2 separate regions of the Homo sapiens genome follow, and region 2 is linked to region 1. A link is a contact called in ENCODE Hi-C or POLR2A ChIA-PET data. All regions are on one chromosome and are shown on one strand. The core of a region is the stretch at or near the end of the contact, and the rest is flanking DNA. Distances in the headings are between cores, read along the strand shown. Region 1 holds the start of RTL1 (retrotransposon Gag like 1). Region 2 holds the start of MEG9 (maternally expressed 9).

The links. A loop is a pair of places that touch in the nucleus more often than their neighbours do. ChIA-PET counts read pairs that join two places held with the same protein, here RNA polymerase II (POLR2A). Pooled maps may share reads with other maps.
Region 2: a loop to region 1 is called in a map of endothelial cell of umbilical vein, with 2.7 times the contacts of the local background. The contact joins the promoter of MEG9 here to the promoter of RTL1 in region 1. A Hi-C loop is called at or near these places in 4 of 168 maps with a recorded cell type or tissue (HepG2, MCF 10A, PC-3 and 1 more), 1 of 37 single-sample maps with no recorded cell type and 1 of 50 pooled maps. POLR2A ChIA-PET finds 5 or more read pairs at or near these places in 1 of 52 experiments (PC-3).

The regions. Positions count from the first base shown.
Region 1 is chr14:100,901,544-100,905,383 of GRCh38, forward strand. It overlaps RTL1 (retrotransposon Gag like 1), which reads right to left and starts at 2,179. Exons shown (of 4, transcript NM_001134888.3): 1 at 2,062-2,179; 2 at 1,748-1,843. All of the region lies in intron 5 of MEG8 (maternally expressed 8, small nucleolar RNA host gene), which reads left to right.
Region 2 is chr14:101,068,231-101,072,070 of GRCh38, forward strand. MEG9 (maternally expressed 9) reads left to right here and starts at 1,681. Exons shown (of 2, transcript NR_047664.1): 1 at 1,681-1,825; 2 at 2,212-3,840. LOC105370670 (a long non-coding RNA gene) reads right to left here. Exons shown (of 5, transcript NR_188195.1): 5 at 3,748-3,840.

The DNA.
Region 1 (3,840 bases), core at 929-3,428:
CCACTGAACATGTAAGTCACAGTCTGGCAGCTGGCTGCATCTGTGGTTGCTGCTCAGCCTCCAGAAAAGGGCCCCTCAACCTGCCAGACCTCCTCGCTCCTTCCACTCACTCTGCCAGCCTGTTGCCCCAGAGAGGACACAGGCCAGCCTCTGTGGGCTCAGGAGCCAGGGCAGGTGCTTGGCCACTCTAGGTGTTCTGGCCCTCAAGAGGGGAGTTGGCAGCAGGACAGTCCCCACCTCCCCCCACCAGCCCTGGGCACTCAACCCCATTCTCTGCTCCTCTCCCTCATTGCCTTATTGGGACAGAGGCACCCCGCCAACCATCTCTGTGCCTTTGCCATTTAGCCCAGGGCAAGCTACTCGGGAGAGGCCAAATGGCCTCATACTGACCCCTGCCTGGTCCCCTCTGGCCACCTCGCTCACTTGCCCGCTTGCCTGCTCAGGAGTTGGTGCTGTGGGAGCTTCTCAAAGGCCTAAACATGTGGGCTGCCAGCCTGGGCAGGAAACCGTGCTGCAGCCTTCTCAGCCAAGCACTGGCCTGCCTCTCTCCCCTCGGATGCCTCCTGTAACAGGGAGCTCCCTCTCTCCCCAGGCAGCCTGCTCAGGGCTCGCACGCAGAGCTGCTTTGCTGAGCCCTCCCCTGCCTTTTGCATCTGCCTCCTCGGCTGTGCAGCAGCCCCCTTGCCCCCTCTGCCCTCCGATCTCTGCAGGCTGTGGGCTCCCTCTCTTTTCAGTCCTCTCCTTTCTGTGCTGAATGGCAATACCCCCACCAATGGTGGGAACAGGATTGGGCGCCTCTACACCTGTCCTAACACCTCTGTCTCTGTTCTTTTAGACCTGGGACAGAGCCCTTTGCCCTGCTGTTCTGCTAAAAGCCCAGGGGAGGGCGTGGTGCTCCCCTCCTGGGGCCAGCTGCTCCATGTCTATCTGTTGAGCGGCTTCTCAGCCCTCTTGGGTTTTCTATGGCCCCTTTTCCAGTTGCTAGGGAGAACGCTCTGTATGCAGCCCCCTGCCTTTTCTGCAGGAGCTGCTGGCCTCCCGGCCAGCCCTGGTCAGCCCTGCAGTAGCAGCAGCAGCAGCAGCAGCAGCAGTAGGCAGCCACAGCAGGGCTGGGGGCTCCCGAGCCAGGCAGACCGGCTTGACTCCCTGCTCTCTAGCTGCAAGACAATTCCCTTTACTTTTCAGACTCGGCTTTTCCCCTGTGAAATGGAGATGAGAGTTTCTCCGTCACTGGCGTGAAGTGAGGACTAAATGAGATAAGTGTAGGCTTGCACACATCAGACACTTCATAAATGCTTGTGGAGTAGACGGTGGGACCCAGGGAGGGAGAGAGAGGTATGTAACAAGTGTCGCAAGAGAGAAAACAGCCTGGCCTTTCAAGACCCTGCTCCCAATACAAACGGGAACCTCTCCTGGCAGAGTCCCCTCTGCTGGCTTAATCGCACAAATCAAGTCAGCCGGAGGCAGCCCCCGGCCTGTGGAACTCACAGTAGATGCAGCAGGCAGCATAAATGACATGCAGAGCCCACATCTGCATTTAATAGACCGAGAATTTGCATTGTATATAACAGCACGAGGGGTAAAGCATGAAGGCATAAAGGAACAGTTTTTCCCGGCGGCTTCCTTGAAGGGCCAGCTTAGACAGGGGTCTGGGGAGGAGAAACTCAGCGGGGTCCGGGCATCCCATAGACTATGGGACAGACATCCATCCATGCACTCATTCTCCAAGCCACCACAGTGTACCTACCTTCCCCGGGCCCAGTCCCAAGCGTGAGGCTGGGGATGAAGTGATGCCGGTGGCTTAGTGATGCCGGTGGCTTCCTGTCCTCGAAGCTCAGTCGGTCTGGTGGGGGAAACAAACAGGGAATAAGACACTGGAAATTGAGGTGATCAAGAGGGGGTGCAGGCATGGAGATTTATGGAGCCCCGTCTTGGAGCCAAGTCCCGAACTGGGCTGTCTGCAAAGAACTCACCCGGGCAATAACCCTGCACACTGGTCTCATGAGCCCCATTAGATTGATGAGGAAACTGAGGCACAGAAAGGCAAAGTCCTATACTCACCGTCTCTCAGCTGGTGTGAGGCTGGGCCAGGATGGAACCCCAGACTCTCCGAGGCTCCCCACCACACCCTGCTGCTGAAGGCTGCTCAGCGAGGCTGTGCCGAGTGCTGGGGGGGTGTGGGTGGGCAGGGGACGGATTGATTAGTTATAAGCACCTCCCAGCGGTGCTTGAGATCCCAGCTCCTCTGTGGCCCAATCCGTTTGAAGGGCAGATTCAAAATTAGGTGGTAGCACCTATGGGCAGAGGCTTATGAAAATGGCATTATTAACCTGATGTGGAGAGGGCCCTGCCTGTCTGCAAGTAGATTGCAGATAGAGACGGAGGGGGCTGGGCTTGTTTGTGTGGACAGTGAGTTAGAGAGGACAGAGAACATCCAGGGGCCCTCCAGGGCTTCCGGACGGGGAGAACCAGATCTGGAGGGGCTGGACAAGTGGGAGGGGGAAGAGGGGTACGTCTTAAGGGTGCCCCGGCACCTCAGGGAAATGCCCCAGGCTGGACTTGGAGGAGGATCTCCAGCCTTGACTCTGACACAGACAGGGACTATGGCCCTCCCCGCACCTCGGTTTCCCATCTGTGAGATAAGAGATGGAAACCAAACGTCATTTCGAGAAAAGCCCCCATTCCCACCACCCTCCTGGCCCCCCCCTTCCCCCACCACCCCAATCACGTTTGCCAGACACCTGTCTGCTTGTCAGAGCAATATTCAACAGGAGAGTTCCTTCGCTTCCTCCCTGGAGGGAGAAGGGAGAGGTGTGGACGGGGAGAGGGGAGGGGAGAGGTGCCCCCCACTCAGAGAGGCCGCTGAGCAGAGTTCTGCATCGGGTAGGAGTTGGGCCACCGAAGATTTGTGCCAACTCACGGTGCGGTGGAATCAGACAGTCTGAATTCTTCAGACACCAGCCAAGAGTCTGTGGCGCCCCCACGTGCCACAAGGGGGCTGCCTGGGCCACATTTCTGAGCCCGAAAAGTGAGGAGGGGGACAGTCAAGAGGGACCGGCGCTTTTGCTCTGGCAGCGGCGCTTTTAACTGCGACAGATGCGTGCGGTGCGGCGGGGGAGCCGGCCGTGCCGGGGCTGGGGGCTGCTGGGCGGGGGTGGTCGGGGCGGGGGGCGGGGGCTGCAGGTTGCGCCCCTCCCTCACAGACGGCTGCGCTGCAATGCAGCAGGCTGCGGGAGCTGTCCCGGGAGCTGTCCTGTCCGGTGGCCGGCTTTCCAAAGTGGGGAACGAGAGATGAGGGAGGGAGCACTTCCAGGCGCTGCGTGGTGGCCAGGCGCCCAGGAAGCCGAGGGGCCCGAGACTCTGCAGCGGGGCCAGAAAGAGAAGAGTGGGGGAGGAGGCCGGGAGTGGTGCATGGACCAGGGGGTAGAGGGAGGTGGGTGTGGACCTGGGGTCGGGCGCCAGTCAGCTTGCAGCCTATGAAGGACGGAAAGGAGGGCTACAGAGATAGGGGAAGAGTGGGGCTGAGGATAGCCAGAGCGGCTTGGCACACAGTTTTAGGGTAAAAGCATCAACTCTTATCTTTCCAAAAGAAATAAAAAAGCCAAAAAAAAAAAAAAAGGCATTTGAAAGCTAGACAGCTGAATCCTTCCCAGCATGACTGAGCCGGTCACTCCAGGGTCTTCCTTCAAAGCGTGTCTAATGGGAGACAGCGTTGTCCCAGTAACCAAATTGGGACCAGAGTCCCAGGGAAGGGCTCATCAGGTGGCCGCTCTGCCTTGAAGAGTGGTACCCTCAGGCCCTTTTCCAGCCAGGGGTCAGGGAGAGAGCTGGAGGGCTCGG
Region 2 (3,840 bases), core at 431-2,930, 170 kb after region 1:
GCTGGGCACAAAGCAGGCAGTCAATAAGATGTGGTGATGGAGTACATGAATATGTTAATTGATTTTTAGAAATTCTTCCCATTTGTTCAAAGCTGTTTGGTTTTCTAGCTTTTTCTGCCCTTCCAGGATGAGGCTGAGATTAGCTGCAGGAGGCACGAGTCAGTTGGGTCTGGGTTCTCTCTTCCACTTGTCGGGGGGTGGGGGCACCAAAGCCCCAGAGGAAGTGACAGGCCCTGTGTTCCCCTGCAGATGCCGACTGATCGCGCCCCCGCCCCTCCAGCAAACGCCCCAGCGCTGAGAGCCAAATGCTCTGGGGAACTCCATCTGCAACGGGCTGGAGCGTGGTGTTAGGGCTCATATTTTATGCATGGGGCTGACTAAATGGGAACATTTGGAGATGAAAATTGCTGTTAATGCATCTACACATCTTTGGAATATATTAAATGTGTGTGTGAGGGGAAGAGTGACATTAGCCTTATTTAATAGCTTCAATATAACCATCCCCGCACACCACGGCGTTAACAGGCACGGCCCCCCCGCCGAGTCTCCCAGGCCACCACTCAGGAAGAGTGCTGGGTGCATCACGCGCCACTTGAGAATTAGGGGGTGAGTCCGGCGTCGGCCCGGCATGCAGCAGCGTGCATGTTCCCCGCCGATTTCTAACCCAAACACAGTGACCCTGTGCCACTTGATGCAGAATTTCATTAAAAGCAAAAATGATTGATTTATCTATTGTTTGCGGAGAAGAAAAAATAAACAAAGGGCCTTTCTCATCAGATAAGCCAAATAAGAACGTGTGCCCCACAGGTGGCCAGGATGAAAGTCTCCATGGACCCTTCAACCAGAGGCTCTGTGACTTGTCCCGTCTTCAGTGCGGTGTGTAAACCCTGCCGCCGGTCCAAGTTCACGAGGTGTGCTCCCTTCTCCAGTGCAAGGGCCCGGTTTATCCCCACTATGTCTCCTGGACGTGGTTGGGAAATTGAACAACCTGGACCTCCGTTCCCATTTCCTTGTTGTTTCAGCGGGAGATAAGAGGAGAAGTAATAGCTGTCGTGTTGGGGCGCTTGCCTTGGTCCTGGGCCCCATCAGCTGCTGTGAGGAGACAGTTTCTTTTCCATAGTTGAGGAAATGGAGCGCAGAGAGGTTGAGTGAGTCAACCAAGGTCACCCAGCTGGAGGTGGGGCAGGGTCTGGCTCCAGGCTGTGTGCTCTCACCCACCCTGCTTGCACGGGCTTTAGGAATAGCCCCTGTGTCCTGGAAGACAGATCGCTCACCGAATGGGCCTCTTTTCTTGGTATCATATGATGAGGTAGGCTCACTTTCCCCCAGACTTAGCTTGCCAGAATATTCATGGTTTTTTCTCTGTACTCACCTGTCATCTCTCCAACTTGGTGCCATCACCCATGAAGTGGGATGCTTTGGTGCGTGTCTGGCCTGGGGAGAGGGCTGCTTGCTTTGTCAGAAGACTCAAAGCATGATGGGCATCCAAATACCAAAGACCTATGTTGACCTGTGTTTTTCACTCCGCTTGATGGCAGTTGAGGGCTATATTCACTGCCTCAGTTGCATGGAGTGAACAAGACCTAGTGAAGGTGGTGGGTGCGCTGAGACCATCTGGTTGATCTCTCCTGGGTGGGACCAGGTGCTCCCCTCACCACCCCCACCCTTGTCTGTGTACCACCACTCTGCACAGACACGTTGGCTGGTGCAGTCCTGGAGACCCACGGAGCTCACGGTCGTCAGGGGTCCTCAAGGATTCAGAGAACCCCCAAATGTCAGGGCTGCTCCCTTCTTGTCCTGCCTCTCTGCTCACACCCTTGGACAGGTAAGAAAACTGAGGTCCACAGAGGGCAGGGTGCATTGCTGTGGCTTTTGTTCTGAGCACTGTCTCCCCAGCTTTGGGGTTGAGACTCTGGGGTCAAGACCCACCTCTGATGAACGAGCGGCTTCCTTCTTTGTAAAAATTGAGGCGACCCAGACCAAGAAGGGCTGCAAAATCACCAAGCCAGGACCTCAATACCCAAGGGGCTGGGGTTTCGGCCACCCTGTGGCAGAGCTTTTAGAAGCCAGGGCCCTTGGCTCGGCAGTGCTGGCTCATAGTAGGTGCTTAGTTCATGCCTGTCTCCTTGGATGAAATCTGACCATAGACACCAGTGCAAAGCAGGTGTTCAACACAGGAGGGTGTACTGAACCCGATCTCTCTATCACCAGGAGGAAGCACACGGGAGGCACTCAGAGAACGTTTGTGGAATGAATAAATAAAAGCATATTTTGAGGGAATAAAGAAGCAGAAAAACAAAGAAGAATCTGGGGAAGATGGGCATAAATCTCCACCAAGTGCTGCCAAGGCTTCCCAGGCGAGGCTGCTGAAAAGACCCTGTGGAGGTAGAGGGACAATTTGTCATGGATGGGAATGGGCTTGAGGGCCGGGAAGCAGGGCATGATGGGGCCTCATTCATCATTTTCCCGTTATCCCAGCAGCGTGCAGGGGAGCAGGTACAGCACCTGCCTGTGCAGCTGCACTGCCTGCCCGAAGGCCCTAGGCCCTGGGCCAAGTGAGTGACCAGAGGGGGACTGGGAATGGAAAGGACCTCAAGGAAGGACAAGCTGAGCTCTGGGAGGCCACCTCCTCCAGGAAGCCTTCCCTGATTCATCCTTCACAGGCAGTCTCAATTTGCAGTCAGATATCCACTGCTCTGATTCTTAGATCAGCAAGTATCTCCCTACCCAGACTGCAGGCTCTGCTGGGGCCGCGGCTGTTTCTGACTTGTGCACAATGGCATCCCTGTACCTAGCACAGGACTGAGTCCAGAGAAAGTGCTCAGTGATGCTTGTTGGCCTTGTCTCTCCTCTGTGGGCAGCACAGGGCACCCGGCGGGTCCTGAGGGTGTGGACATCCCACGGCAGAGCCTGCGGTTGATCCCGACCATGAACCAAGGCCTGGGGCGGGGGTGGCCACATCAGGCCACTTCTGCCAGGAGAGATGTGGCTGTGAGCTGGGGGTCTGGCCTGTCCCCGGAGGCATTCCTTGGGTTTGCATCCATCAGAAGATCCACTGGTTGCCTCTATTTGGGCCTGGAGCAGGGATGGGATTTTTCCAAGGTACATGGGGTCTAGGGGAGACCCAGGCCCATTATTAGGGTCGGTCTTGAGAAGGCAGAGATCAGGCCACCACTTTATTTGGTGTAGCTCCTCGCTCCATTGGTGTGTGCTGAGTGAATGAATGCATCAGGGACTCCTGCTTCCTGCCCAGAGCCCCCTCCGCACCCCACACAGCCTTGCTCCAAGGAGAAGGGGTCAGAGCCAACTGGACAGTGCTACAGCATGGGGAGCCTCGACCAGGCTCGGCCCTCGACGATGGGATAGGCAGACAGCCCCCTGTGCAAGGCAGCTAGCTTGCAGGGTCCCGAGAGGCCAAAGGCCCTGGTCTTTCCTGGGGCAAGAGGCTGCTGAGAAGGTGCACAGAGCCTGGGTGCAGGAAACCATCCAGAATGCTGCTTCCCGCCATCTGTGAGATCTTCGTTTTCTCTAACACTCAAAAATAGATGTTTCTGTTATGCTCTCTCGTTGGCAGGGGAGCGGCAGGACCTGCCAAGGCCTGGGGGAGCCCGCCAGCCTGCTGAGTTCTACTGTACAAACAGTTGGGGAGGGGGCGCTGTCTCTGTTAACTTGAAATTCCCCGATCAGTAAACATGCCAATTTAAAGTGTAATTAACTCAGGCCGGAAAAAATTCAGATTTGGACTGCTTTTCACAGTTGAGGTTGTTTTTCTTTTATTTATTTATCTCTTTCCGGGTGTGGTGGTATCTGTGGCTGGTTTTAGCCAGGAAAAATAGAAGG